2 separate regions of the Homo sapiens genome follow, and region 2 is linked to region 1. Evidence: read pairs that join two places in POLR2A ChIA-PET (ENCODE). Cell type or tissue: OCI-LY7. All regions are shown on one strand. Each heading gives the region's core, and the rest is flanking DNA. Links, peaks and the distances in the headings are about the cores only.

Region 1 (16,336 bases), core at 3,975-11,974:
CTGCAACCTCCACCTCCCAGGTTGAAGCGATTCTCCTGCCTCAGCCTCCTGAGTAGCTGGGACTACAGACATGCGCCACTACACCTGGCCAATTTTTGTATTTTTTTTAGTAGAGATGGGGTTTCACTATGTTGGCCAGGCTGATCTCAAACTCCTGACCTCGTGACCCACCCACCTTGGCCTCCCAAAGTGCTGGTATTATAGGTGTGAGCCACTGTGCCTGGTCCAAGCCAATCTTTAAATGTGCTCTGTTTTTCCATCCTGATTTTCCAAAGTTAGTGTTTGTCAAGCACATAATTCCATCCCTAGTACTGTTCTAGATGCTGTATGTACATTATTTCTAATCCTCCTGTAGTCTCTGGGAAGTAGGTATTACTGAGCTCATTTTGCCCATGAGAAACTGAGTCTGAGAAAGGTTAAATATCTAGTCCGTGTAACCATTTATGTATTTGTACTGGTTAAACATAATCATTTATGCATTTGTACAACCAGTGAGTGCCTTCCAAGATTCCAACCCAACTTCGAGGAATCCCCCAAAGCATCCACCACACAGGGCCCTGTGGCCTCCAAATCTTTGCTTCCATGAACTTTGAATACTCAGGCACATTTGCATGGGCTCTTGCTTCTGTTTGGAATGCCCTCATTCCCTTGCCCGTCTCACAGGTGCAGACTCGTCCTTCAGACTTTGGCCAATTTTCCTCACTCCTGTGTTCTCACACAGCCCATCTCTGCCTCTTTTTGCTATTGACTGCATGGTGTTGAAAACATCTGTTTCTTTTTCTGCTCCACACCTTGACCCCAGAGTGGGAGCCTCCATGGGCCAGGGCCCTGCTATATCTGTCTTATCTATTTCCAGCTCCTAGACAAGTGCTCAGCATCCAGTGGGGTCTAGGAAACTATTTGTCAGATGAATAAATGAAAACTTTCTTTTAAGGGCCAACAGTAGCAATGTGAACATTAGATTAAATGAGGGAAAAATATTTGCAGACCACCTATCTGACCCTCAAAACTCAACAGTAAGAAGGCAATCAATCCAATTAGAAAGTGGGCAAAAGGCATGAAGAGATATTTTACCAAAGAGGATATACGGATGGCAAATAGGCACATGAAGAGATGTTCTACATCAATAGCTGTTAAGGAAATGCAAGCTCAGCATGGTGGCTCACGCCTGTAATCCCAGTGGTTTGGGAGCCCAAGGCACAAGAATTGCTTCAGGCAGGAAGTTCAAGATCAGCCTGCGCAACATAGTGAGACCCCATCTCTATGGGCATGGTGGTGCGTACCTATAGTCCTAGCTACTTGGGAGGCTGAGATGGGAGGACTGGCTGAGCCCAGGAGTCCAAGGCTGCAGTGAGCTATAATCATGCCACTGCACTCCAGCCTGGACAACAGAGCAAAACCCTGTCTCTAAAAAGAAAAAAAATTTAAAAAAGGAAATGCAAATTAAAGCCACCATGAAATATCACTACACACCTATCAGAATGGCTAAAATAAAAAACAGTGAAAATACAAATATTGGCTAGGATGCAGAGAAACTGGATTACTCTACGCTGCTGATGGGAGTGTAAAATGGCGCAGCTACCCTGGAAAGCAGTTTGGTGGTTTCTTAAAAGTCTAAACATACACTTACCATACGACCCAGCAATCGTACTTCTGGGCACTTAGCCCAGAGAAATGCAAACATATCCACACAAAAAACTGTACATGACCATTCATAGCAGCTTTATTTGTAATAGTCCCAAACTGGAAACATTCAAAATGTCTTACAATAGGTGAATGGTTAAGTGAACTTTGTATATCTATACCACGGAATACCACTCAGCTTTATTGCGGAGTATTTCATTTTTATTAATGAATGAAATACTGAGACACACAAGAATTCAAATGACTCTCACGGACATTATACTGAACAACAACAAAAAAATCCAATCTCCAAAGGTCACATACTTTATAATTCCATTTATAAAACATTCTCAAAATGACAAAAATACAGAGATGCTGAACAAATTAGTGGTTGCCAGGGACTCGGGATGGTGGGAATAGCATGAGGGAGATATTTGTGGTAACAGAATAGTTCTGTGTCTTTATGGCAGTGGTTACATGAATTTACACAGGTGATTAAAGGACAGAATTATGCACGTACATGGTCTCAATGTTATTTTCCTGCTTTTGATATTGCACTATAGTTATGTAAGATACAACCATTGGATGAAACTGGGTGAAGAGTACACAGGACTTCTCTGCACTAATGTTGCAACTCCTTGACAATCTATAATTATTTAAAAAGAAAACATTAAAATTAATAACAACAGTATCAGATTATTATCCACAGTTGAAAGAAGAATCCTTGAGTCTATACTGATATAAATGAATACATACATAAATAAATGAGAGGAAGGAGGCTCTTACCTATAGAAGGATTCCAACTAATAAATATAGAAGGGATGTTGGAATTGGAAGAATCACCACCTGACAACCACCATAGCAATAACTGTTTCAGGCAAGAACTATCAATGGATGCTAAAATGAGTGGGCAAATGTATGATAAGAAACAGAATATTTATATAATCTCAAAGTGTCTTCTCACAAGACACTGGTTATTTTACGAAAGGAAAGAGAGCAACTGCAGTGGAGAAACCTGGCAATACCCTTAACCAAGTTATCCAAGTTAACATCCCTAGCAAGGGACAGAGCAACATGGTTCCCTTCCTGATACGATGCACTGAGAAGGACACAGCATCATTTCTATGGCAGCCTGCCAAATTTGCATAACCGGCAATTCTGAATATAATTTAGAGGAAACATCATCACACGGATCCATATTGAGAGACTTTTTACAAAATGTTCTCTTCGAACATGTTAAGGCCATGAAAAACAAAGGAGGGCTGAGAAACTGTTGCCAATTAAAGAGGACTAAAGAGACACAGAAACCAAATGCAAGTGTGATCCTAGGTTGGATCCCAGATTAGAAAAAGGTTATTAGTGGGACAGTTGGTAAAATCTGAATAAAGTCGGTAGTTACTATTGCAGCAATGTTAATTTCTTGACTTTGACAATTGTGCTGTGATTATGTAAGAGAATGTCCTTTTTCAAATAAAAACATGTTGAAGTATTTAGAGGCAAAAAGACTTCTGCAATTTACTTTAAAATGCTTCAGGAAAATAATACACACATATGTATACATGCATATATGTATATATACATATTTGTATAGGTAGACATATACACACATATACATATATATGTAGAAAGAGAATTATAAAGGAAATTATTAAGCAAGTGTGGTAAAATGCTAACATTTGGGGATTTCTTTGTATATTTTTGCAAAATATGTAAATCTAAAAGTATTTCTTATAAAGTTTAAAATATTAAAATTAATAGAAAAAAGTTAATAGACTGTACTTCTCTAATGGGTAATTCAAAATGGCTTTGTATTGGCTTTCTCATTAGAGCTGCCCTCATGCAGGATCACAGTGAGGCCTGGACATGGCCATCAAGGTTAAGGGATAGAGAAGAAAGGTGCAGTGGTGTCCGCGCCTGCCTCCTCAGTGCAGCCATGGACTTACAGGGCCAGCTTTGGTCCAGTGGGGATGGGAGGAGGGGTCTAATCTCTCCTAATTTTTCTCTCAATACACTTCCTTCCTGGAGGAATCAAAGAACCCAGTCAGACAGGGCCTGTGTGGAAAGGTGGGGCTGACCGCTCTCTCACAAGTCATGATGCACATGCAGCCAACTGGGCGCCAAACGGGGGCCTGGGCCACAGTGGGGACAGGTGTGTGGGGTCAACTTGGCCAGGTCCAGTCCTCAGAGACAGGCAATGGAGGCCTGCGGTGGAGTGGAGGTGAGAAGCCAGCAGTCTGATTTCCACTCTGCTTTGCACTAGCTGGGTGTCCTTGAACAGAAAGAAGCCTTAACAGCTCTAGATCTCAGCTTCCTCATTCATCAAGTGGTACCAATACTTTGTGCTATGCCTTCTCTTAGAGGTGGCTCAGTAGGGTCTGAGGAATGGGGAGGTACTCTGGAAACGTCATATGGTAAAGTCATACTCTAGGCCTTCAAATGAGCAGGGAAAACAGAAGCTCAACAGAGGTAGAAGTTCACTTTGGTTGTCCTCTTACTCATTTACTAATCCACCTATCCACTTATCTACCTATCCATCTCATATTCACCCCTTCACTTATCTACCCATTCATCTCATATTCACCCTATAGTCATCTACTCATTCATCTTATATCCATCTTTCCATTCATCCACTCATCTACCCATCCACTTCATATCCACCCATTCATGCATCTATCCATCCATCCCATATCCACCCATTCATTCATCTGCCCATCCATCTAATATTCACCCCTCCACTCATCTACCCACTCATCTTATATCCATTCATCCATTCATCTACCCCTCCACTTCATATCCACCCACCCACTCATCTATCTGTCCATTTCATATTCACCGCTCCACTCATCTACTCATCCATCTTTTATCATCCATCCATTCATCCACTCATCTACCCATCCACTTCATATCCACCCATTCACTCATTTATCCATCCATCTCATATCCACCCATCCACTCATCTACCCATCCATCTCATATTCACTCATCCACTCATCTACCCAACCACTTCATATCCACCAATTCACTCATTTATCTATCCATCTCATATCCACCCATCCATTCATCTGCCCACCCATCTCATGTTCACCACTCCACTCATCTACCCATTCATCTTATATCCATCCATCCATTCAGCCACTCATCTACCCATCCACTTCATATCCACCCATCCACTCATCTATCCATCCATCTCATATTCACCCATCCACTCATCTGCCTATCTATCTCATATTCACCCCCCACTCATCTACCCATTCATCTTAGATCCATCCATCCGTTCATCCACTCATCTACCCATCCACTTCATATTCACCCATTCACACATTTATCTATCCATTTCATATCTACCCATCCATTCATCTGCCCATCCATCTCATATCCATGGTCATCTACCCATTCATCTTATATCCATTCATCCATTCATCCACTTATCTACCCCTCCACTTCATATCCACCAACCCACTCATCTATCTGTCCATCTCATATTCACCCCTCCACTCATCTACCCGTTCATCTTATATCCATCCATCCATTCATCCACTTAGCTACCCATCCACTTCCTATCCACCCACCCACTCATCTACCCATCCATCTCATATTCACTCATCCACTCATCTACCCCTCCATCTCATATCCATCCATCCATCCATTCATCTGCCCATCCATCTCATAGTCACTCATCCCCTCATCTATCCAACCACTCTCCAACCACTCATATCTATCCAACCACTTATCTACCCATCCATCTCATAGTCACTCACCCACTCATCTATCCATCCGTCTCATATTCATCCATTCACTCATCTACCCATCCATCTCATATCTATCTATCCATCCACTCATCTACCCATTCATCTCATATCCACCCATCTACTCATCTGCACTTTCATCTTTATATCCATCCATCCATCCATCCATCCATGCTTTGATCCAACATCTATCCACCCATCTATCTATTCTGCATCATTCTGTTATCCTTGCATCCAGCTATCCAACAATCATCCATCAATTCATTTATTCAACATCCATCTACCCTCTGTCCATCCTTTTTCTTACTCACAAAACAGTATCTTGAGCACAGCTGGTACCAGAAACACCCAGCTAGATTCTGGCATTCAATGATAAATAGAACCATATGAGACTAGTAGCTCACAGTCTAAAAGAACAGAAAGTGTAAACTAAAACAATACACCAAAAACTACTATGAAGAATAGATAAAGTGCTATTGGAACTAGAGGTGGGAGTTGGCATGGGGGCAGCACCACTGAATTTAGTGACCTGAAAAGGAAAGCTGGAGGGTTAGTGAAATAATAGGCTGCAGACCAAGGGAGCCATGGCTGCATGTTTAAAGCCACAGCATGGCTTGGGGTATAGGGTAGGTCCCATTGGAGAGGACACAGTGAGTGGGTGGTGGGGCTGGTGAGGCAGCCAGGTGAAAAGCAGGTGAGGCCTGAGGTTACCATAGGCAGGACTTATCTGACTGGCCTCAGCAGTGCCCTCCCAGGTTGGCCATCTGTCCCTGGAGGGGCACAGCTTGGCTCCAACTCCCCCATGCCCTGGCAAACCAGAGTAAAACTGCTCAGTCCTCATGCGTCTGGAGTGATTGGAGGCCCAGCCTGTTCAGCTCCGAGTTAGAAAGCAGGGTTGGCCAGGAGGCTGCCAAGGCCACCAGGTCAGGGCCAGGGTGGGGCTGCCCAGGGAAGGCAGGAATCAGAGATTTGTGTGGCCTGCTTGGAATTCTTGGTGGTTCCCTGCCTTGGGAAGCTGCCCCTGCTCATTTGCTGACTGTGGCAGGGCGAGGTCCACGCCCCAGGAAATTGGATGTGGGCTCAGTTACCCAGTGGCTTCCTAGCTGTGAGAGGGAGGGCAGGTCATTTCGCTTCCCTGAGCTTTGCTTTCCTCATCTGTGAAAATGACAAGAGTGAGGCAAGATGGCTCTGGGCTCTTCCCAGCTCTGGTAGTTCCTAGGAGACTGACACTTGTGTGCAAGTGTGTTTTGTGCTCGAGTCTTGCCTTGCACAGAGGCTCAGGGGTCAGGCATCCCCCCACTGAGCGATATGACTCCCTTCTTCTGGCAGGCTTCTCTCCTGGGCCCCCAGATCTTCTTGGGAGTGGTGACACCTTAAGCCATGAACCAAGAGCAGTCAATTCTGTCTATTGCCCTCTTAGGTCTGCGCAGCTCTGCTGTGAGAGGCTGAGCAGGTGTAAGGAAGGCTAGCAGCTGGGAGCAGGCCCCAGAGGGAATGGGGCTTGCTGGGACAGAGACTTGAGGAGGGAATCTAAGGAAGAGCCAGAGGTCTCAGAGCTGGAGGAGAGGGCTCAAAGGGAGGGGAGTGGGACATTTAAGGTGACATCTATTGGAGCTGCCTGAGATAAACTCTGCAGATTGTATGGTTGTGCCAGAGGCCTGCCTGGGGCCTAGGGATGCTGGTTTGGGGATTTGAGTTTGATCTCCTGAAGTTTATTTTAAACCTAGCTACTGGCTGAGGCAGCAAATGAAAGCAACAGAAATCCTCAGTCAGCAGCTAATGAAACATGCACCACAGCCACCCGCCGTCGGCAAGCCCTCCTGTCTGACACCTGTAACCACTTCATCTTCCGGCCATGAGTCTCTCACCACTAAGCCAGACAGTCCTGCCCCGCAAGGAGCCCTGAGAGGTGTCACCCAGTCATAGCTGGTTTCCATCTGAATGTGCTCTGCTGGGTCCCAGAGCCGTGGGCTCTCTTCCATCTCTTCTCTCTCAGCTTCCTCTGGGCAAGGCCTCAGGCAGCCATCTCCACAGCCAGTCAGTGATGTGCTGGGGCTCCAACCAGACCTTCCTATGCAGGGTCCCTGGCCCTTCCTTGTGCCGTGGCTGCCTGGGAAGCAAGCTTTAGTTCTAGCGAGAACAGAGGTTTGTAGCTTAATGAGCACTTACTCGGGCCAGGTGCTATCTGAGTGGTTTCTGAGTACTGCTCTATTCTATCCTTGTAAGAACCCCATAAAGTGTTTGCTTTCACTATTCCTATCTGTGAGGCTAGTGTTATGTGTTGACGTGGCCAGGCTAGAGTCCACAGTTACTCAGTCAAACACTAATCTAGGCGTTGCTGTGAAGGATTTTGTAGACATGGTTAACACCTACAATTACTTGACTTTAAGTAAAAGAGTTTATCATCTGTAATCTAGGTGGGCCTGATCCAATCAGTTGAAAGGCCTTAAGAGCAAAATTGAGGTTTTCCTGAGGAGGAAGAAACTCCACCTGTGACCCATAGCATTAGCTTCTGCTCAAGAGTTTCCAGCCCGATGGCCTGCCCTACAGACCAGATTTGCTAGAACCCGTGATTATATAAGCCAATTCCTTGATGTATATCATCTACTACTGGCTCTCTTTCTCAGATAGAACATTGACTAATATACCATCTAACAGCAACTGGGCCAGTGTGACACAATTAGTAAGCGGGGAGCCAGGGTTCAAATGGAGGCAGCCCAATCTCTGAGCATGAATTCTTAACCTCTGCAACATACTATTTTTTAATCAATATTAGCACATTGCATCCACAGTTTCATTTTATTGATGAGACTTAGAAAGGTAAAATAACTTGCCCAAGGTCACACAGCTTATAAATGAACGCACTGGAACTCCAGCCCAGGTTTGTCTGATTACAGGCCTGGGCACGCTCCACTATTCTCCGTGGTGTGCTGGTAAGTGTTATCAACTGGTTCTCCAGAAACAAATATATGTATACATATATACACACATAAGTTAATATAAAGTTTATTGCCATCAAGGATTGTAGCACACAATTTACAACTAATAATAAAATATACGTATTTTTTATTATCAATTTTATCTAGTAAATTGATTCTCACAGGATGCTTTTGTTGATACTTCCTAAACTTTTGTATCTATAGTTAAATTATTATTACAATTACCAAATAAGTATAGTTCCTGTGTGAATGTTTGCTGTTTTCTTTTACATTAATAAGTTTGATAGGAATGGAGCAATGGAGGCATGAATTTCATTCATTTGGCAATGACACAAGTGACTTATTTGCTGAATTAAAGAATAGTTTTTGAATATTGGAAGAATATGTCCTCAATTCTTTTTCATGCTATTTACAATTAAAGGCTACCAGCACAACATACTTTTAAGTATAATCTACATTAACATTTTCTCCATTATTTTCTTAACTCTAGACTATCAACAAAACAATAATCAGGCTCTGATTTGTAGCATTTGTCAATTTGTTTGATGTAAATATTCCCACCATCGCTGATTTCAAGCCACCAACATGAGTTACTGCAGGAGGTGTTGAACAGAGATGCTCAGTAGCGCACCTTCATATGGTATTTCTGCCATACATATACAATAGATGTAAACAACCTCAACAGCATAGGTAATTGAAAGATGGGATAAATAGGAAGTGATGAATTTTTGGCATTCATTAGCTTTGTTTTTGTTATAATGTATTTAATTGTAAATTTGCCTAAGTTAATTTTTAATAACTGTTTGACAACCAGCTCACGAAATTCCTGAAATTTTACCAGTCCGTTCATGAACCCGTATGAGCTTCTCCTGCACACTACTTTAAGAAGAGTTCAAGGGCTTTCTCTTTCTTGATCTCCAACAGGCTGTTGGTTATTTTCCCTCTGGAAGGACCTCTTGTGCACCTGTCCTATTGTCATTATTTCTTTCCATGTTTGTCTGTGCATCAGAGTAGTTTGTTGAGGGCTGAGATTATAGATTATAACTCATTCATCTTGGTAATGGCCCAATAAACCCATAAAGTTTTTTGATCAAATGCATAGGTCAGAGATTTTCAAATCTTATTTCCAAAAGCCCAAGAATTCTGCAGAAACATCTCTGGGGTCCCCACAAGCTGACAGGAAGGCTGGAGTAGCAATGCTCCAAAAGCCCAAAGAAAGTGCCACAGAAAAGAAGCAATCAGCAAATGAGAAGGAGCTCCTGGAAATGATTATTGCTAAAAATTATTTTAAAAAATCAATTGAAAGCTTGAAATGCAAAGTTAAGAAAATCTCCCAGAACATGGAGACAATGGCATAAAGTATGGGAGGAAAAAAATATTCAAACAGGATCAATTCAGGAGGCCCAATATCCAACTAAGAGTAGGAGTTCCAGAACAAGAAAAGAAAGAAGATGGAGGGGAGGGAATTATTGCAGAAATAATTACATTTTAAAAGTCCCCAGAGCCAAAAAGGGACACCGAGTCTTTAAATTGAAAGAGCTAAGAGAATATCAAGCAGATATAGAATTGAGCAATTTAAGAATATTAAAGATTAAAGCAGATCCTGGATATTTCTATGGAAACTAGAACATCAGCTCACAAAAACCAGAACATTGACTCTGACAAATAAACCGGAATAAGGGTGACATCATAATACTCTATAGCAACGATAGAGGCCCAGAGAATAATAGCCAACACTTAACATGACGCCCACGATGTGCAGGCACTGTTCTAAGCATTTTACATATGTAAACTGGTTAATCCTCATCACAACTCCATGAGGTAGGTACTATTTTTATCTTAGCTTATTTATGAGAAAACCGAGGCACAGAGAGATTAAGTGACTTGCTGGGTTCTAGGAAATGTAAAGTTAAAATTTAAACCCTGGCAGCCTCATGCCAGAGATCGGATTTTAACCTCATCACTATATTCCATCTCTAAGTGCTAAGTCTAAATGGCTTTGAACCTAGAATTCTACAGACAGCCAAACTATCAGTCAAGGGTAAAGGAAAAAAAAAAAAGTTATATTCAGCCATTCCAGGACTCAGAAATTTACTTCTCATGCTTCCTTTCTGAGAAGTTATTGAATGTATATTTCAGCTTAGAAACCATGAGGAAGAATGTTACAGGATAAAAACTGGTAGAATTAACTCAAGGATCTAATAATGTAAAGGAATTCCAGAATGACCTGTGTGCAGCAGGTCCAGGAAACCCTTTGAACAAACAAGAATAGAGAATCAGGGACCCAGTAGAATGTCAGGAAAGAAGAGAGGAATAGATTCTGAGAAATATACAAAAAGAGGCTGGAAGATATTAGGAATATGGTGAAGAGGCCTGTGCTTCTTTCCAAAGCAAATGAAATAATCAGAAACACCAAAAGAGAAGGAGGAAGAAAAAAACCTTTGATAAGAAGTTAATGCAGCCTGGGCAACATGGTGAAACCCCGTTTCTAAAAAGATACAAAAATTAGCTGGTAGTGGTGACACACGCCTGTAGTCTCAGCTACAGAGACTGGGGTGGGAGGATTGCTTGAGCCCCGGAGATAAAGGCTGCAGTGAGCCGTGATTGTGCCACTGCACTCCAACCTGGGCAACAGAATGAGAACCTCTCTCTCTCTCTCTCTCAAAAAAAAGAAGTTAATGGTTCAAATATAAAGCAAACTAAAATTTGACGTGATTTGGAAGACTTGGTAGAGAGTAAGAAAGGACAATTCTCTTACTGTTGATGCTGGAAGCATTTGATTATTAGAGGCACAGGAGTAATGATATTGTAACCATAGAGAAGGAACTATGATCACTCACAATACACTCCTTGGGGAACAAAGTCACATAATCAACAACATAAACACTGAGCCTCATTTTCATAGACAAAATAGGAAAGGCTTAATAATAAGGACAAAATAGAAGACAAAGATGAAAGAAATAAGAAATTGGGAGATAGAGGTGGACAAAGATGGGGGGAAAATAGGAATACTAATATTCTTATCTTACCGAATGGCTCCAGAAATAGAGGCCCAGAAATATTATTTACATATGCAAAGTTAAACAATAGAGACATTAAAATAGGTACAAAAGTAGCACACATTGGGCAGAGGAAGGGAGCTAGAGATGGGGCGTATGAATTAAGTCCTTCTCCACCGTGGCTGGTCATAAATGGATGATGTGAGGTTGACTGCACACCCTGAGTTGCCCAGGACAGGCTTATTTTATACTGTTGTCCTGTGATTATTAGTTCTGTCTCTTTTCACTTTCAACAGTTTCCTGGTTGAAGGATTAATTATCTGCTACCTGATCTAAAGTTGATAAATGAAAAACATCAGTATTAACACATGACATGGAAAAAACACCAGAGGAGAAAAAACCACCAAAGGAAGAAAAACAAAAACTGTGAACAGTGATGTCTCACCGGGGGTGGGAGCACAGCAGCAGACATTTGTCAAAACTCACCCAACTCTATAATTTAAATGTGTACATTTTATGGTATATAAATGATTCCTCAATAAAGTTGATTAATCCAAATATAGTGGCCTTCAGAGATGGCAGGGGTGAGTGAGAAGCCACTTTTTATTGTTTGATTTTGTTTAAATATGGATTTTTACTTTAACAATGTTTTTTAAATTTATATTTAAAACGATATTAAAAAACAGAGTTTAGGCCTGGCATGGTGGCTTACGCCCGTAATCCCAACATTTCATGAGGCTGAGGCAGGAAGAACACTTGAGGCCAGGAGTCACAGACCAGCCTGGGTAACATAGAGAGACCCTGTCTCTACAAAAAATAAAAATAAAAATAAATTAACTAGCTGGGCATAGTGGCATGAACCTAGCTACTATGGAGGCTGAGGTGGGAGGATCGCTTGAGCCCAGGAGTTCAAGGTTGCAGTGAGCTATGATTGCACCATTGCATTCCAGTCTGGGTGACAGAGTAAGACCCTGTCTGTGAAGAAACAGTGTTGTGTGGGGGTGTCGTGTTGGATGGAGCTTAAGGCTCTACTGGCTTGGATTCTTCCTGAGATTTCAGGTCAGAATTGAGGAGCAGGATGTTTCCTCCGAGCCCCTTTTTACTCTTATGGACAAGAGGGATACTTGAGAAATGAGAGTGCTGGTTCTTATTAGATTTGCCTGGGTAGCTAAAACAGTTACCAACACTGGGATCCACCCCCAAGAGTTCCTGATTTCACTGGCGTTTGAAAAAGCCCTCTTGGTGGCTCTAATGGGCAGCCTGGCTGAGGACTACTGAATTTGGTGAGGGAGCCCTGGGTGGCAAGGCATGAGAATTCAAGATGGGAGGATGGATAGGTAAGGGGTAGGAGTCACCTAATCACATTCTCTCCCTTTACAGTGGGGAAACTGGCCCAGTGAGGGAAAGGGTCTTGCCCAAGGTGGGGTGGCAAGTCAGTGGCCCCTGGCTGAGGCTAGAACATGGGCTGCCTGACTCCTGGCCTTGTGCTCATTTCTTCACACCTCGAGGGTTCCATAGGCTTGACTTGGGAAGGGCAGTAATACACGTGCAGGGGTTTGCTGAGCACCCGCTGCCTGCTAGGCCCTATGCTAGATGCTGTGTGTGGCTTCTCTCCTTCAATCTTCCTGCCACCCTGTAACTCCTGTCTCCTATGTTATACTTTAGCTAAGAGCTGCTTAGAGAAGTTAAATGACTCACCTTATTTTGTGCCATTCTCATTAGGCTTTAACCTAATATTTCTCAACATGTGGCTCTAAGAAATATTTTTCTCTAAATTTCTTGGAATGCTTATTAAAAATGCAGATCCCTGGGCTGCACCCTAGACCTGTGGAATCAGAATTTCTGGAGGTAGGATTCAAGAAAGTACATTTTAACCAATATTCTTAAGCCCACAAACAATTGAGAGCCACCACTCCCAGGAGCCTTCTTTGCATCACTTGAGCAGACCAACCCTTCCCGCCCCAGGGCCTTTGCAACTACTGTTTCCTCTGCCTGCTGAACAACCTCATCTGCAACTCACTCTTAAGTCTAAGCTTTCCCTGGGATGTCTTTTGACTCTTTAGACAAGGAAAGGTCTTCCCATTGCACGCTCCTTTGCACAGTAGATGTTTCCTCTGTGGCACTTACTACGATGGTAACTTACAAAACAACATGTGTGATGTTTTGTTTCATGTCTTTTCCCTGCTACACTACGAGCCTCATGTCCATTGTGTCCACTGGGTTGCTCACAACTCCTGGCCCCATGCTTGGCACCCAGCAGGGGTTAAACAAGCAGTCCGGTTACACAGCCAGAGACGAGCAGAGCCGGGATTCAACCCCAGACCTGTCTGATACCGGGTCTACTTCTAAACCTGCATGGTGGACTGCCCCAGAAAAGCAACGACCCAGACCAGACATGAGGGTCCTAACCAGTCGCTCATTCTCCAGCCCCCTAAGCCACTCTGCTTATTCACAACTAGTAGTTCCTTTTGATAAATACTGATAACCAATAATTAAGGGGCCATTGAGAGCTTGGATCTTCCCCTACAGGCACAACACCAGGCACTGTGATATCAAAGCACAGACAAAATCAAGTTTCATGTCCTGGCAATTACTGCAAGCAGTCCCAAACAGCCAGACACACTGCATAAGCTCAGTGAAGACCTGAGTCTCTGTCCTTTCAGATGTTCTGATAGCATCTTGAATGAAAGTTCCACCTGGGCCCAGCGTGCAATAGTAATAGTAGTAATGGATTCAGACAAATGAGAATTTACCAGGTCAGTAGGCCTGGCCTGCCCCTGCCCCACACCCACCCCCAGGCTCATTCCCAAGCAGAGCATGACAGGCACTGGGATTTACTCAAAAGTTTGCTCTAGTCCTGGTCTGGAGAAACTCTCTGTGTTCAGGCATGCCAGAGACCAGAAGTGATCTAAGAGGTGCTTAACAAGCTGTAATGCGTGTCAAGAAAAACTGTAAAAGACTAAAATGGTGGGAAAAAAGAAAGGGAAAGAGATAGACTACTGGATGTCCCAGCGTACCCTTCTGGGGGTTTTGTTTTTTCTCAGTCTTTCATTATCTGAGCTATTTTACAATTCTGCAAATTGTAAAAAACTGATGGTAATGCAAATGATTCTTGTCCATATAAATATAAATTATGTCCAATGCAATGCAACTGATTATTGCCCTATAGATTTTTTTTTTTTGCCAGTTTTGCATCTGTTTGTAAATTCACTTCAGATTCCTGATGACCTATATTATGTGTCTACTTTTGCATTCTCCTTTGAATTGATTGTAACATCTTAGTGGTTTCCTCATTAATGAATGAGTGAAATAAAACTTTTGATCCAGGCTCATTCTATATCTGTATGAGAGTCATGATTATACCTCCTTTTGATTCTTTTCCGTGTACATATAAATTACCTGAAGATCTTGCTAAGGCACAAATTCTGATTCAAGGTCCAGAGTAGGACTTGAGAATCTTTCTGCAAGCTCCCAGGTGATGTCCATGCTGCTGGTCCACGGATGCCACTTAGGTGTTAAACTGTTCTTGTGGTAATTCAACTTAAAATAGTGATACAATGTTTCTGAATAAATAAATTATTATCTATACATTAGGTTTTCTTCATTAGCATAAGGAATGTTAAAAGGTTTTTTTTTTTTTTGTGGAATTATGTTGTAACAGGACATGCTGTCCTTGGATAAATAAGTTATCAGAAACTGGTCAGGAGATCTCTGGCCGTGGATCCCAGCACTTCCCCAGGGTCCCATCACCTAATCGTCAGTGTGAATCCACAGGTCTGCAGAGCCCTCTGCACATTTCCATGCCCTGTGGGCTCACATGCTTCCAACTCTGGACTAACCCCATAAAAGGGGCTGGAGGGCTGAGGGTGGCCATTAACTATGCAGGGTTCCCCTTCAGCTTGGGCTTGGTCACCTCCAGGGAGGGGGAACTCACCACTCCCAAATATTCCTGTACCTCTCAGACCACAGAGACTAGGTGCTGGGGGATCCCCTGGGATCCTGGCCAGTCCGTCTTTGAGCCAGGAGCCCTCCAGTAGACAGGTCTGTGCACGGCGGAAGGTTCCCCGGTTTATGCTGCTCAGGCAGACAGACACCTGCCCTTATCCTGTCTTGCTTCCTGCCACACAGGCTCGCAGGGGAAGTCCTGGAGAAGCACCTTCTAGGGCAACATTTGAACTGCTGCACATCAGTGGCCTCTGCTCCTGGGGTGGCAATTTTGGGCACTGCCCATGCAGTTTGCCAGGCTCTGGGTCTTGTGGGCCATTCCTGCGGAGGATCTGGAAAACGTCACACCAACTTTCCCCCTTCACTGGGCCTGGGAAGAAGTGACGTGTCAATTACCCGATCATTTGGTCTGGATCCAAGGCACAAAGATTAGAACGCAGAAAGGACTGCAGTCCTTAGAGTGCTGGCTCCAATCCTCCCACTGCCCTGGGCCTTGCGCAAAGCACTTTCTCTCTCTAAGCCTCAGTCTCCTTGCCTGTACAATGGGGAAAACAAAATTCAGAGCCTAGGCTTCGGGTGAGGCCAAGAGGCCAGGGTGCAGGTGAGCATTCTGGCAGAGTTCCTGCCACCCAAAATGCTCTTCCCATTTGGAATGGCAGGCTAGATCTCCTCTCTCAGGTACCCCCCGCCAGCCCCTAGTGCATGCCCCTCCCTCACAGCTCACCTGGCTCCACTTTCTCATAGCAGTCATCGCTGAGATTCTTCCTTATTGTTTGCTTTCATTCATCTTACCTTTCCTCCTCCCTGGGGGCAGGGACCTTGTCTGTCTGCTCCAACTTTGGACTAACCCAGATTTGGGGCAGACAGTCTGGCTGTGTCCCTGCCCCCAGATCAGCGCTAGGTGTGCAGAAGGTGCTTGGGGAGCCCCTGCTGCATCGATGAAGGTGTCTTGCACCATGCCTTAGCAGGGCCACAAAAAACATGAGTTCTTTTCCCAGGACACTTGGCACACACTGCAGTCTCCTCCCTGTCTTCTCCCCACCTTAAATCCAGGCTCCAGGAGGGTTTTCTTCTCTCTGCCAAA
Region 2 (16,336 bases), core at 4,070-12,069, 250 kb before region 1:
TAGGGACTGGTTTTTATAGTAACTCATTAACCTCTTGCCATCCTACAATTAAGAAAGCATTTAATTGCTTTTTCTCAAGCCATCCTATGAGTGATTCAGGCAGCTTGCATTCATCATGTGAACCAATTTGCAGCTAGAGCCTGAGAGAGTGGGAGCAGCGGGGAGTGGCAGGCTTGGGCACAGTGAGCACCCTGGGTGGCCCTGGATTGCCTTTTGGGACCTTCTGGGAGGGGAAAACAGGCTTCAGAATCTTCCCCACCCCAGTGATTTCCTTCTAGGTTGAGAGATTCCTTTAGATTGGCTCCGAATACACCTCAGAGATTGTCTAGGTTCTCTCTTCCTCTCATTTATCTGTTCAGGAGTCTAAGGCCAGAGAGGTCAAGGGACCTGCTCAAGGTCACACAACTAATTAGTGGCAGAATGTGGGCTGCAGTCTAAGTCTGTTCACTTCCTGTCTGCCATGCTCCAGCCACCCCCGGCTTTGCTAGCTCTGGGGGCTGTGCTTCTGAAGTGCTCTAGAACTGTGTTCAACTACTCACACATGACAGTACCCACTCTTCTCCTTCCCAAACCTCACACCCTCTGACTGGGCCTCAGGGCTTCTGCTCAGTGGACAGACGACTCCCTTCATTACTTGCAGGGGGACATGCAGATGCACCACCCAGATTCTCCACCAAGGAGGGACTTGTTGCCCCAGCAGCTGGCAGGGTGGCCAGTGGCCTGCCTTTAGCCGTTAGCCCCCTTGGAGGACCACCTTAGCTGCAGAGAGCTGCCTTGCCCAAGGGCATGCCATGTCCGATGTCTAATCAATGTGAAGGTATAAAAACCTGGTTATTTTGGTTCAGTGCAGGACAACTCTGATGGATGGACCATTTTCCCTCCAGAGCTCCCTGTGGGGTTAGCCAAGGGCCTGCATCCCAGCTCTACTTCTCTCTCTGCCCGATGCTGCTTCCTCCCCATCACACCCTTAGGTGTTGAACTCAAGAATATTTCTTAATAAACACCCTGAACACTAAACCCTGTCCCAGTCTGCTTCCCAGAGAATCCCATCTATGGCCCCCATCCCATCCTTAACTGAGGCTGGGCTGTTCTCAAGGACACCATCTCCCTGCAGCCATGGAGTGAATGAAGTGTGGGCATTCTCTTCGATCCAGTGGAGCTGCTTTCTTTTTGTCTCCACTGTGCCTCCTTGTGTCTTGTAAAAAGCCCCCCTCCTTCAAGACTTCTGCCATGTGGCTCTGTCCTTCTCCACCTTGGGATCACCCACCAGCCCACCAGCTGTTTTCTGCGATTGCCCAGCAGGTCCTGGATCAGTCTCTCCCCATCAGCTCCTACCATCACAGGCAATTGTAGCCTCTACATGGGTGGCCCAGCCAACACTCTGACTTGTTCATTCTTGGACCCCAGTGATCTACTTGTCACTCCCACCTCATCCAGCCACTCCTAGGGTCAGGTCATAGAGGAGTCAGTGTCATCATCCCAAACCACATGATCTCCAAAATCACTAGTTCAGATGCTCTAGCCAACCTTGACTAATCTTCCAGCTTACCTGCTCAGGCTTCTTCAGTGCAACTGTTCTTCAACCTCATCAAGACCTCTGACCTACAGACCCTCTCCCAAATTTCCTCCTGTTGACCCTATGTTGCCCATCTCTCCTGATCTACACTCGATTATTTTGTCCCCCCCTTGCGATGACTCTCTGACGAATACCCTGAGTGTCCTAGCCCCTTTGTCCTAATGCATGTGCCTGGCTAAACTTCAGTTCCAGATGAAGCTGACCAACACTACTGTTCTGAGGCTGCCTTTGGGTGGCTAAGAGTTGCTGCAGAAACTCTCACCACTGGTCCTGTTGGCATCATAATAAACTCACAAATCACCAATGCACTTGGGATTCTCAACAATTCCTGGAAGTCTCATGATGTATTTCAGTTAGCTCATTGCACCCTCTTCTCCAAAATAGCCATTACATTCCTTCACCACTCATCCTCAAATTCCACCCCCTATACCCTCAGCTAATGGACACCCCCCATCTCTTTTATAGATAGAAAAATCTGGCAAGAAGGAAACCCTCCCAGCTTCCTGAGCCATCTTGGCAAAGGTCTGTCTGCATTCATCACTTTCTTCTTCCATCTTGCTGGGGTGGAGAAAGTGTCCCCTCTTCCTGGCAATGGCCACATCTTCCACACATGTTCGGTTTCATCTTAGAAACTCACTTCATTGCCTACTCCCTTTCCTCTATAGCTAAGCTCATCTCTCTTACAGATCCTTCCCTTCGGCAGCCAAGTTTGCTCTTTCTTCCTTCCCTCTCATGAGAATATAGGCTTCTGGAGAGCAAGGCTGTGTCTATCTCTTTCCCGTTGTATTTGTGGTATCCAAAAATATGCTTGGCACAGGCTCATGTTTAATAACATTATTTGACTTTCTGACTGACAGACTGACTGTCCTCTTCAATTTGATTCAATCTTCATTACCAGTACTATCAATTGCTTTATTGAATCCAAGGAGCGATACTCAGTCTTCAACTTTCTTGATATCTCAGCAACATTCCACATCACCAAACACTGCCTTCTTTCTCCTTTCTCTTGCTTTACCTTCTTCACATCTGATTAATTCTTCCTAGCTTCCTTTAGGGATTCTCTTCTTCCAACCTACTTTTAATGGTTGGAACCCTCTGGGCCTGCTCCTGAACCACCTTCCTTTTCATTTTACACTTTCTCGCTAAATGATCTCACCCCCTCCCATGGTTTCCAGTTCCATTCACTTTCCAATGGATCCTACACTTATTTCACTAGCCCAGAACTTTTTTCTGAATGCCATATTATAAATTCTACATGCTACTTATATCAGCATCTCTGTTTATCTCATAGGCATCTATCTCTAAATGAGCTTATCCAAAACTGAACTCATGTTCATCCCAAATCAGCCTGCCCCAAGCCTGGGATCATCCTTCACATAGTATTAACCCTCACCCTCCACAATCAATCAATCAATCATCAAATTCTACCTCTAAAATATACCTCCATGTAGTCATTTTGCATTATTTCCACTGATACCATCTTAGTTCAAGCCACCTGTGTCTCTCACCAGGATAGCTACAGTGGCTTCTGCATCATTTGGGTGTTTGTCCCTGCTGAAACTCAATGTAATGGTATTAAGAGACGGGGCTTTTAAAGGGTGATTGGGGCCAGGGTGGTGGCTCATGCCTGTAATCCCAGCACTTTGGGAGGCCGAGGTGGGCAGATCACCTGAGCTCAACAGTTTGAGACCACTGGCTAACATGGAGAAACCCTGTTTCTACTAAAAATACAGAAAAATTAGCCAGGAGTGGTGGCGTGCACCTGTAATCCCAGTTACTCAGGAGGCTGAGGCAGGAGAATCACTTGAACCTGGGAGGCGGAGGTTGCAGTGAGCCGAAATCGCGCCATTGCACTCCAGCCTGGGCAAAAAGAGTGAAACTGCGTCTCAAGAAACAAACAAACAAAAATGGTGATTGGGTCATGAGGGCTCTGCTCTCATGAATGGATTAATCCACTGGTTAATAGATTAATGGGTTACTATAGGAATAGGTTAGTATTATGAAAGTGGGTCAGTTATAAAAGCCAGTTTGGGCTGGGTGCAGTGGCTCACACCTGTAATCCTAGCAATTTGGGAGGCTGAGGTGGGCGATCATGAGGTCAAGAGATTGAGACCATCCTGGCCAACATGGTGAAACCCTGTCTCTACTAAAAATACAAAAATTAGCTGGGCGTGGTGGCACGTGTCTGTAATCCCAGCTACTTGGGAGGCGGAGGCAGGAGAATTGGTTGAACCTGGGAGGTGGAAGTTGCAGTGAGCCAAGATCACGCCACTGCACTCCAGCCTGGTGACAGAGTGAGACTGTCAAAAACAAAAAAAAAAGAAAAGCCAGTTTGGCCCTGCTCTTGCCCCCTCACCATGTAATGCCCTGTACCATATTGGGACTGTGCAGAGTCCCCACTAGCAGATGATCCTAACCAGGTCTCCCTTGACCTTGGACTTCCCAGCCTCCAGAACCATAAGAAATAAATTGCTTTATAAATTGCCCAGTCTGTGGTATTCTGTTATAGCAATAGGAAACAAACTAAGACAGCTTCCAACCTAGTTTACCCACATCCACTCTTGCTTATCTTCAGTCTATTTACACTTAGCAGTCACTGTGTACTGTGCTTTAAAAATACAAGTTGGGTCATGTTGTCACACTTCTCTCCCAACTGAAAACCCTTCAGTAGTTATTTGTAGGATAAAGACCCAAATCCTTGACATACTCCACAAGGTACTCTGTGCCCTGGCCTCTGCCTAGTTCTCTAATCTTGTCTCATGTCACCCTTTCCTTTGCTCACCAAGCTCTGATAATACTGACCATCTTTCAAATGTTTGTTTTTGTCCTGCTCTTTCACACTTCTGGGCTTGATCATATTGTTCCTATGGCCTGAAATACTCACCTTCTTTTCCCAGTCATCCTTCAGAATTTAGCTTAAATGCCTGCCATTCCCTCTGGGAAACATTTCCTGGCTCCAGTCCCTAGGTTAGCTCCCCCAAGTTACTTTCCTTGTTTTCATAGAGACTATTGGGTATTCATCCAAATGTATTCTCCTCTTTTTTGGAGAACTGTATTTCTTAGACTGTCTTGCAGTCAGGTGGGGTCATGTGACTAAATTCTCCACAATAGGATATGAGCGGAAGCAATGTTCGTCCCTTCCAGATCTGGCCTATAGAATCCTCCCAAGAGTGCGCCTTTTGGGTCTTTCCCTTTCCAGCTTACTGGGGTAATATACCCAGAGCAACTGGAAAGCCATATGTTGAAATTGACACAGCCTCTATCAACATGGGCCCCTGAATAACCTCATGGAGGAGAGCCGCCTCACTGACCTGAACATCTTGCATAGGATTTTATCTTGAAGAAGAAATAAGTTTTCTAAGAAAGTGGGTTTCTTTGTTATCAGACCTCAGCCTACCCTCATTGATATCATAGCCTTTAAGATAATTGTAATTAAACAATTGTCAATTAGCTAACATTTCTCTCTGCTAATAGATTGTAACTCCGTGAAAGTAGGGAATATCTTGTTCACCACTTTTTCTCTAGGGTTCAATAAATATTTGAACGAGATGGCTCATCCGAGTTGCATGGAAAACTAGCGATGATGCAGGAGCATGCCTGGTCTGTAACGTTATTTGTAATTTCAGATATCGCTTTCTTAAGAAAAATTAGGTAGTGGCCGGCAGGCCCTTCCTGTACTGCAGACCTTCCCTTCTGCTTCATTTGAGTTTAATTTGCTCTTTTTAAATTATACTTTCTTAAGGTGGAAGCTTAGATTATTGATTTGAGAACTTTCTTCTGGCTTATATTGTTGTAATCAGAACATATTTTGTATCAGCTCAGTTCTTTTAAATATCCTTCTTCTTGGTGCACAAGTTCCATGTGCACTTGAAAGGTGTACAGTCATGCACTGCACAATAGTGTTTTGATAAATGACAGACCACATATATGGTGGTGGTCTCATAGAATTATAATAAAGCTGAAAAATTCCCATCATGTCGTGATGTCATAGCCATTGTACCACTGTAGCACACTGCATTACTCATGTGTTTGTGTCACGCTGGTGTAAACAAACCTATCACACTGCCAGTTATATAAACGTGTACAGCAGGCTGGGCGTGGGTGGCTCACGCCTGTAATCCCAACACTTTGGCTAAGGTGGGCAGATCGCTTGAGCCTAGGAGTTTAAGACCAGCCTGGGTAACATGGTAAAAACCCTGTCTCTATAAAAAATACAAAAAATTAGCTGGGCATGGTGGCATGTGCCTGTAGTCCCAGCTACTCAGGGGACTGAGGTGGGAGGATCACCTGAGCCTGGGAGGTTGAGGCTGTAGTGAGATCGTGCCATGGTACTCCAGCCTGGGTGACAGAGTGAAACCCTGTATTTAAAAAAAAAAAAAAAGTGTACAGCCATGTCCTAGGCCTTCACATTCATTCACCACTCACTCATCCAGAGCAACTACCAGTCCTGTAAGCTCCAATTATGGTAAGTGTCCTCTATAGGTGTACCATTTATAATTTTTATACTGTTTTTTTACTGTACCTTTTCTATGTTTAGATACACAAATACGATTGTGTTATGATTGCCTATGGTATTCAGTATGGTAATATGCTGTACAGGTTTACAGTCAAGGAGCAATAGGTTATACCATATAGCCCAGGTATGTAGTAGGCTATACCATCTAGGTTTATGCAAAAACACTTTATGATGTCCTCACAATGACTAAATCACCTAACAGACACATTTCTCAGAATGTATTCCCATTGTTAAGTAATGCATGGCTGTATTCTGTTGTTGGGCAGAGTGCTCTATAAATGTCAAGTAGGTCAAGTTGATTGCTAGTGTTGTTCAGTATATTCTGACCAGTTTTCTGTATGCTTGTTATATCGATTATTAAAAGTGTTGAATTCTCCAAATGTAATTATGGATTTGGATATTTCTCTATTCAGTTCTATCAGTTTTTCTTTTATGTATTTTAAAGCTCTGTTGTTAGATGTACATACATTTAGAATAGTTTTTTCTGTGGAAGGGATCGTAAAAAATGAAAAAATATAGAATAGTTTTGTCTTCTTGGTAATCTCTCTGTCATTACGTAATGCCTCTCTTTGTCTCAAGTAATATTCCTTGCTCTAAATTCTACTTTGTCTGATCTTATTATAGGCAATCTAACATTTTTTGGATTGGTTTTTGCATGGCATAATTTTTTTTATTCTACTTCTAACACATCTGATTTTATGTTTAAAGTGGGTTTTTTGTAGATAGCAGATAGTTAAGTTTCCATTTTTTTATCCAATTTGACAACCTCCTTTTATTTGGAGTGTTTAGGTCATTTACATGTAATGTGATTATTGATATGGTTGGTTTAAAATCTAGGATATTGCTACTTGTTTTCTACTTGTTCTGTTTGTTCTTTGTCCTTTTTGTTCTTTTTCCCTCCTTTTTTGCCTTCTTTTGGGTTATTTATTTATTTATTTATTTTGAGACGGAGTCTTGCTCTGTCGCCGAGGCTGGAGTGCAGTGGCGTGATCTCCGCTCACTGTAAGCTCTGCCTCCCGGGTTCACGCCATTCTCCTGCCTCAGCCTCCCGAGTAGCTGGGACTACGGGCGCCCACCACCACACCTGGCTACTTTTTTTGTATTTTTAGTAGAGACGGGGTTTCACCGTGTTAACCAGGATGGTCTCGATCTCCTGACCTCATGATCTGCCCGTCTCGGCCTCCCAAAGTGCTGGGATTACAGGTGTGAGCCACCGCGCCCAGCCTGGGTTGAGTATTTTTATATTAATAATTCCACTTTATCTCCACCATTGGTTTACTAGTTACACTGCTTTTGCTTTTCATTTTTTAGTGGTTGGCCCAGGCTCAAAATATATAACTCTTCACTAATTATGCTCTACCTTCAAATAATTTACCATTTCCCATGTATTGTTAAGAATTTTATACAAATATTTTTTCATTTCCCCACTCCCATCCTTTGTGTTAAATGGTTTTAATATTTTACTTCCACATATATTATAAGCCCCAAAATATACTGTCATTATTTTTGCTTTAAATAGTAATAGTAAACCAGGCCAGGTGTAGTTGCTCACACCTGTAATCCCAGCACTTTGGGAGGCCGAGGCAGCAGATAACTTGAGCCCAGGCATTCGAGACCAGCCTGAGCAACATGGTGCAACTCCATCTCTACAAAAAGTACAAAAATTAACCGGGCATGGTGTTGCGTGCCTGTGGTCCCATTTACTTGGGAGACTGAGGTGGGAGGATCACTTGAGTTCAGCAGGTTGAGGGCTTCAGTGAGCTGTGATCGTGCTACTGCACTCCAGACTCAGTGACAGAGACCCTGTATCAAAAAAAAAAAAAAAAAAAAAAAAAGAAGAAGAAGAAAACTATATATTTTAAACTACAGAATTCACTATACTCTTCATTCAGATTTTCCTATTGTTAGCTGACATAATCATATTACAGTTATCAAAACCAGGAAATTAACATTGGTGCAATACTGTTAACCAAACTACAGATCTTATTCAAATGTCACCAATTTCCCCACTAATGTTCTTTTTCTGTTTCAGAATCCTACAGCATTGAGTTGTTTCTTTAGTCTCCCTTAATCTGTAGAGTTTTTCATTCTTTCCTTTAGTCCATGACCTTGATATTTTGATGAATACTAGTCAATTACTTTTTAGAATGCCTCTCAATTTGAGTTTGTCTGATATCTTTTCATGATTTGATTGAGATGATGCATTTTTGGCAGGAATACCACAGAGCTGATGTTGTGTATTTTTCAGTGCATCATATCAATGTATCAGTGAATACATAATACTGAAATGTCTCATAACTGGTGATGCTAACCTTAATCACTTGGCTAAGGTGATTTCTTTGGAGTTTCTCCACTGTGAAGTAGTTACTATTTCCCTTCTTTGTAATTGATAAATATCTTTGGGGAGATACTTTGAGAGTATGCTAGTATCCTGTTTACCTTCAAACTTACTTTTACTGATTTTAATATCCATCAGTGGATCTTGTCTTTAATAATTATTACTGTGGTGTTTCTCTAATTGTGAGTTAGTATTTCTCTCATTCTTTCCACATTTATTAGTTAGAATTATTCTGTATACCAGTATGGACTCATGGATATTCTTTTTATTCTAAGGGTTATAATCCAATATGGGTACTATCATTATTTGTTGCTCATACTGTCCCAGCTCTGGCCACTGGGAGCTCCTTTTGGTTGGCATGTCCTTTCTGACATGCTCCCATCCTTTTTCAAGTACTTCTTCCTTTTCTGGCATCATAAGATGTTCCAGGGTTATCTTACATTTTCCCTGTCCCAGTCCTAGAACCAGTCTCTTCTCCAAGGAGCCCTGTTGTTTTGTTTTGTTTTTGATTAGAGAATGGTATTGAGAATCTGTATTAGTCCATTCTCACATTGCTATAAAGCACTGCCTGAGACTGGATAACTTATAAAGGAAAGAGGTTCAATTGACTCACAGCTCTGCATGGCTGGGAAGGCCTCAGGAGACTTAAAATCATGGTGGAAGGGGGAAGCAAACACATCCTTCTTCACATGGTGGCAGCAAGGAGAAGTGCCCAGCAAAAGGGGGAAAAGCCCCTTATAAAACCATTAGGTCTCTGAAAACTCACTCACTATCATGAGAAAAGCATGAGGGTAACCACCCCCATGATTAAATTACCTCCAGTGAGGTCCCTCCCATGACAGGTGGAGATTATGGGAACTACAATTCAAGGTGAGATTTGAGTGGAGGCCTAGAGCCAAACCATATCAGAATCCAAGATCTGGGTGGTAGCTGTGCTCAATGCTACTGGTGAGGTGGAGGAGGAACTCCCTTTTCTGTACTCTGCTATTATTTGCCTGGTCACTCTTCCAGTATTTTCAAAGTTAGAATTATTTAATATTTTGTCAGTCATTCAGATAATCCTTAGGCCCCTTTTCTAGTGTTCTTCTCTACTTCCTATATATTTTCTTCATGTGCCCTTTCTTCCCACAGAGCCTTACAGCTATAAGGGGGTGGAATGGTAGCATGACAGATCACATGCTAGAATTGGGAGATTTTTCTGTTTTCACTCACGGTTATCTTGCAGTTTAAACATTCTTTGTCTTCCAGCTATGCTGATGGTGTGGTTTGTGTAATACAATGTAGAGACCCTGACTACTCCAAGCTCATCATTGTGGACCTATCTGTGTATTTTCATTTCAGATGCTGTATTTGTCACTTCTAGAAATTTTTTCTTTTTGTCTTTTCTTATGGTTTGGAAAAGATAGTTTGGGAGATACTTAGCTTACCTTTTCCATCTAATGTCATTTTCCTTTTGCCTGAAGAACTTCCTTTAGTATTTCTTGAGCCCAGAGCAGCTGGCAACAAATTCTTTTATTTCTGTTGTTTAACAAAGTAGTTATTTTGCCTTCACTTTTGAAAGATATTTTTGCTGATTATAGAATTCTATGTTGACTGTGTTTTTTTTTTCCCTTTCAGTTATTTAAAGATGTTGCTCCATCATCTTCTGGCTTGCATGATTTCTGACATGGATTCTTTTGTCACCTTTTCTTTGCTTCTCTGTAGGCAATGGGCCTTTTTTTGTTTCCTGACTGCTTCTAAGATATTTCTCTTTATCAGTAGTTTGAAGTAATTTGGTTATGATGTGTCTTGTGGTTTTATTCATGTTTCTTTTTCTTGGAATTCATTAAGATTCTTAGATTTGTAATATTATAGTTTTTAAACCAAATTTGGAAAATAGCACATCATTATTTCCTGAAATATTTCTGTTTTCTGTCTTCTCTCCTTATGAGGCTCTGATTACATATATGTTAGACTGTTTAATATTGTTCCACTAGTCACTGATTCTCTGTTCATCTTTTTCAGTCTGTTTTCTCTGTGTTTCATTTTGTATAGTTTTTATTATTATGTCTTCAAGTTTAATTATCTTTTCTTCTGCAATGTCAAATCTGCCCTTCCATCTGTGTGGGTGTGGGTACGGCAATAGCTGTGAATGGATTTGTTATTTTAGAAGAGCATTCCTCATTGCCTTCTTGGATACCCATCTCAGCCCCATGCCTGTTCTCATACCCCCTCCCACTCCTTCTCATAGGGGTTGCTATTGACTCTTCTGAGAAGCCACCCTGGAGCTGGCTACCCGCAGCCCCTGACCAGCTATGGCTTGGGTATCCCCTATAACCCCACCAACATGACCCTCTAATGGGAGCTCATGGGTCACACCTTCTTCCAAGAGGATAGGTGGGCAACATACCCTTAGATTCCCAAAGGGAAAAGTCCCCAGCTGGGTTCCTATCACCCTCAGGTCTACCTAGAAAGCAATGTCTACCCAGTGCTAGTGGGGAATAGGTGCTGGGCCCAAGCAGAATCTCTGGGTCCACAACCAGATGCTTTTTGGTCATATGTACAGGCACTTTAATGAAGCAATACAATGTAGAGACCCTGGCTACTCTAGGCTCATCAATGTGGACCTGTCTGTGTATTTTTATTTCAGATGCTATATTTGTCACTTCTAGAAATTTAATTTGGTTCTCTTATATGTCTTTCACCTTTTCCTGCATGATGTCCATGCTCCTCTGTACCTTTTTGAACATATGGAGTATAATTATAATAAGTATTTTAATGTCTTTGTCTGCTAATTCAATCATCAGTGTCATTTTGGGGTATATTTCTATTGATTGATTTTTCCCCTGGTTGTGGGTCATATTTTTCTGTTTCACTGCATGCCTAGTGATTTTTTGTGAGTTATATGAGTTTCAATATAATTTACATGCCATCAAATCTCACATAACATAAAATTCATTGTTTAAAAATATACAATCCAGTGGATTTTAATATGCATATTCACAGGGTTGTTGAATCATTACCACTATTTAACTTAGAGCATTTTTGTCACACTAAAAAGAAACTCTGTACTTGATAGCAGTACTTCCAATTTCCCCCTCCTTTTATGCCCTAGCAATCACTAATCTACTTTTTGTCTCTGTGAATTTGTCTATTTTGGACATTTCATATAAATGGAATGATACAATATGTGGCCTTTGGTGTCTGGTTTCTTTAACTTAGCATAATGCTTTCCAGGTTCATCCATGTTGTAGTACGTATTAGTACTTCTTTCCTTATTATGGCTGAATCATATTCCATTGTATGATGATACCACATTTTTTTTTAATCCATGCATCATTTGATTAACATTTGAGCTGTTTCCACTTTTTGGCTATTATAAATAATGCTGCTATGAACATTTGTCTATAAATTTTTGTGTGAACATATGTTTTTAGTTCATTTGGGTATGTACCTAGGAGTAGCATTGCTGGAGTCATATGGTAAGTCTATATTTAACATTTTGAGGAAATACTGCCAGACTATTTTCTGAAGAAGCTGAACCATTCTAGATTCCCAGCAGCAATGTGTAAGGGTTCCACTTTCTCCACATCTTCACCAGCACTTGTCATTGTTTGTCATTTTGATTGTGGCCATTCTAGTGGATATGAAATGGTATCTCATTGTGGTTTTGATTTGCATTTTCCCTAACGACTAATGAGGTTGAGCATCTTTATATGTGCTTACTGGCCATTGGCATATATCTTCTTTAGAGAAATGTCTGTTCATATCCTTTGCCCAATTTTTAATTGAGTTGTCTTTTTATTGTTGATTTGTAAAAGTTATTTATATTTTCTGGATACTAGACCCTTATCAGATATATAACATGCAAATAATTTCTCCCATTCTATGTGTTGTCTTTTCACTTTTTAATAGTGTCCTTTGACTCTGAGAAGCTCAATTTATCTATTCTTTGACTTGTTGATTATGCTTTAGTTGTCACATCTAAGCAACTATTGCCTAGTCAAGATCACAAAAATTTACACCTATGTATTTTATAGTTATAGCTCTCACATTTAGGTGTTTGATCCATTTTGGGTTAATTTTTGTGTATGGTGTAAAGTAGAGTTTCAAATTCATTCTTTTGTATGTGGATATCCATGTGTCCTAGCATCATGTGTAGAAATTAGTATTCCTTTTTTATTGAATTGTCCTGGAATCCTTGTTGAAATCAGTTGACCATAGATGTATGGATTTATTTCTGGACTCTGAATTTTATTCCACTGATCTATATATGTCCATCCTTATGTCAGCACCACACTGTCCTAATTACTGTAACTTTGTAGTAAGTTTTGAAATCAGGAAATCAACTTTGTTTGCCTTTTTAAAGTTTGTGTTGGCTATTCTGGGTCCCTTGCATTTCCATATGAATTTTAGAATCAGCTTGTCCAGTTCTGCAAAAAAAAAAAAAAGGAGTTGGAATTTTGATAGGGACTGTACTAAATTTGTAATCCATTTGGGTAGTACAGGTTGAGTATCACTTATCTGAAATGCTTGGGACCAGAAGTGTTTCAGATTTCAGATTCTTTGGGATTTTGGAATATTTGCATATACATAATGAGATATCTCAGAGATGGGACCTAAGTCTAAACATGAAATTTATTTATGTTCCATATAAACATTACATACAGCCTGAAGGTATTCTTATACAATATTTTAAAATAAGATTGTGCATGAAACAAAGTTTGTATACATTGAACCATAAGAAAGCAAAGGTGTCACCATCTCAGCCACTCATGTGGACAATCTATGGTTGTTTGGCATTACCATCATGCTGTGTGCAGAAAAGATCTATCACAGCTGAAGGAGGCTGAGGGGTCTTTTCCCCTTGGTTACACTGAATATGTGTTCTGTGTCTGCGTTTTGACTATGACCCATAACATAAGGACAGGTATGGTGTTTTCCACTTGTGACATAATGTCAATGCTCAAAAAGTTTCAGATTTTGGAGCATTTCAGATTTTGGATTTTTGAATTAGAGATATTCAGCCGGTATTGCCATCTTAAAATATTAAGACTTCCAGTTCCTGAACACAAGATGTTTTGCCACCTATTTAGATCTTCTTTAATTTCTTTCAACGATGTTTTCTAGTTTTCAGTATACAAGTCTTGCACTTCTTTGGTTAAATTTATTTTAAGTATTTTATTCTTTTTGATGCTATTGCAAATGAAATTGCTTTCTTAATTTCATGTTATAGTTGTTATTGCTACATTTTTACATACATTTTGTGTACTGTTGTTGTGTCCTGCAACTTTACCAAGCTTGTTTATAGCTCTAATAGTTTATTTTTTGTAGATTCCTTAGGGTTTTCTATATATAATATCACACTATCTGTAAATAGAGATACTTTTACTTTTTCCTTTATGATCTGGATGCCTTTTATTTCTTTTGCTTGCCTAATATACTTGCCAGAATCTCCAGTGCAATGTCAAATAGGAGAGGAGAGAGCAGATGTGCCTGGAAATTTTTGACTGTGTACATTTTGGATTTTACTGTGTTGGGTGTTGGATTTTGCTGCATTCCTTTAATTATTGTTGGGCTTTGTTCTGGGATTGCAGTTAGGTTGCTTGAAATCAGTTTGATCCCTTTAAAACTTGTTTTTACACTTTGTTGACATGGGTTGACAGTCTTTGGTCTAGGGCTAATTTCACTCCACTATTAAGGCAATAGTTTTCTGAGGATTTTACCTGATGCCCTGTGTATACGGAGGTCTATTTCACTCTGGAAGCTGGGATTAAAAATTATTGCAGGCTCTGTGTGAGCTCTGGGGATTGTTTGACCTACTCCTTGCCCAGCCGTGGGCAGTTTCCTCACATGCATGTGAGGGTTAATGCTCAAAGATTGGAGTTGAAGTCTTCCTAATCTTATTCTAGCCTCAGGAAATAGAGAGATCTCAGCTATGCTTGTTACTTCTCTCCATTTTCTACAGGAGCTTGAACTAAAGTCAAGCTGATGTGAACATACTCTCCTGCCCTTCACTTCTTGGGTAAAGGTAATTGGGTGATTAGGGTAATCACCGGGTAATCAAGGATGTTTGCAAGCTTCTGCCCACAAAGAAAGCCAGGGTAGGGAGTAATGGAAATGGTGGGAGTGGTGGATGAGGCTGGTCTCAGACAATCAGGCATCTCCATCAGGCTTGAAGAGCAAGACAACCTTCCTCATTACCCCATACTTGGCAATGCTTCTCCTACTTACCTGCTGAGAACAAGAAAGAACCAGAGCAGGCCAGGACACACAGAAGGTTACAAATTCCTGGAATCCCTGGCTCCTGCCTGTGTTGCTACAACAGTGGGCTGCAGTTTCCTCATCTCTAAAATTCATAGAGCCAGACCAGAGGTACTCTAGACCTGGCCCCACTCTGGCAGTCTGGGGTTGTGAGTTTCCGAGCCCCTGGCCTCTACTCTCACTCTGAAACTGTAGGTGCAGGGCAGTGTCATTTGTCTCTAACCCAGTGAACATGCAGCTTAGCCCCAAGGAGCCCCTAAAGCCACATAAGAATGTCAGTAAGCAGCATGGTATTTCTGCTTGTCCTCATCACAGATGGAACATGAAAGAAACTAATGCTGATAGAAATGTCTGACTTTTTTTTAGAAAATTAACGGTTCTGGATAAATTATTGACTCTGTTTCAGGAGTGGTGAGGTGACAAGAAGGAGTGGCTCATTTGCATGATCTCCGGCTGCAATGGCAACCACACTCAAGTGGGAGTCCTGACTCTTCCACTGACTGCCTGTGTGACCCTGGGGAAGGTACTTAGCCTCTCTGAGTTGCTGGATTCTCATCTCTAAAACTGGATTTTAAAAAATCTGCTATCAACCTCACCTATGCTGGCTAGAAAAAGGCAGCATATTTCTCACCTATGCTGCAACCTCACCTATGCTGCAACCTCACCTATGCTGCAACCTCACCTATGCTGGCTAGAAAAAGGCAGCATGATTTTCAAACTTAGAAGAAATCTTATGTAGAATTTAAGCACACAGAAACATGCAGAAACTTATAGGTTAAAAAAAAAAAGAGGGAAAATACATTGATAAATAAATTGGGGTGAAGGAGCAGACCAAAGGTGGTCCTTGCAGTGAGAGATGATTGTACATAGCCCTGCTGGAATGTGGCAGGAGCTTGGCTGCAATGTGGCCAGGGGAGCCATTTCCACTGCTCCTGAGGGTGGGGCAGGATGAGCGAGAAGAGAGGCTGAGTAAGGGTGGAAGAGAAGAGCCCATGAAGGTTGGGGAGAAACACTCACCGTGTGTCAGGAACTAAGAAGCTTTTTAACTTGCTGGCAATAAGGTGTGGATGTGGTCTCTTTTCAGGACCTCAGTGTTTTCAGTAAGTTCAGCTGTTGGTGTGATGGACCAGGCAAGTATGTGTGATTATTTATTGGCTTATTTCTTTATTTATTATGTGGAAAAGGGGAGTTTCCATCGACTCAATGTGAGGTGGTGATGGCCCCCCTCAATGTGAAGTGGTGATGGCCCCAGGATCCCACAGCAGGGGAAGCTCTGGGAATTCCCAGAACCTGGGAGGAGCTGCTGGCTTCACCAAGCTGTGCAGCTGGGGGCTTGAGATGCCTCAGCTGGATGTCTTGAAAGGGTGTTGCTCCGCCTGGCCATGGGCAGATGGGGTTCGTGAGCTCCCCGGGACGTCGTCTGTCACTTTCTCCAGCAACTCCGGCTTCTTTGGAGTTGACAGCTGGCCTGGCCGTGGCAAACGCTCCCGTGCCTGAGGCCAAGTCCCTCTCATTGCCATCCCTGCTTGGATGGATTCCTATGGCTGCAGTGGGAGGGGGTGCAGGATGGCTAACGAGACCATGGAGAACTCCTGTCCTCTACATGGAGGGACAGGCCTCTCTCCACAGACTCCAGGGCCTGGGAGCGAGACCTGGAAGGCCA

What was found. Peaks named below come from ENCODE experiments on the same cell type or tissue, not always from the same donor. Only the 100,000 strongest peaks of a DNase experiment are listed, where the experiment ranks them.
Region 2: POLR2A ChIA-PET joins it to region 1 with 5 read pairs; 2 of 35 experiments call an interaction of 5 or more read pairs at or near these places.

What each region holds. Positions count from the first base shown.
Region 1 is chr15:70,291,591-70,307,926 of GRCh38, reverse strand. It overlaps LOC105370878 (a long non-coding RNA gene), which reads left to right and starts at 10,041. Exons shown (of 2, transcript XR_932424.3): 1 at 10,041-10,129; 2 at 11,604-11,865. RefSeq lists enhancers at 6,232-6,733, 6,929-7,028, 7,049-7,118, 7,339-7,468, 14,972-15,471. In OCI-LY7, for the core only: no CTCF peak of the experiment used is centred there; a DNase peak (open chromatin) is centred at 7,226.
Region 2 is chr15:70,540,074-70,556,409 of GRCh38, reverse strand. No RefSeq gene overlaps it. Among named protein-coding and RNA genes, the nearest start is that of LINC02204, 38 kb to the left of the region's middle. In OCI-LY7, for the core only: no CTCF peak of the experiment used is centred there; no DNase peak of the experiment used is centred there.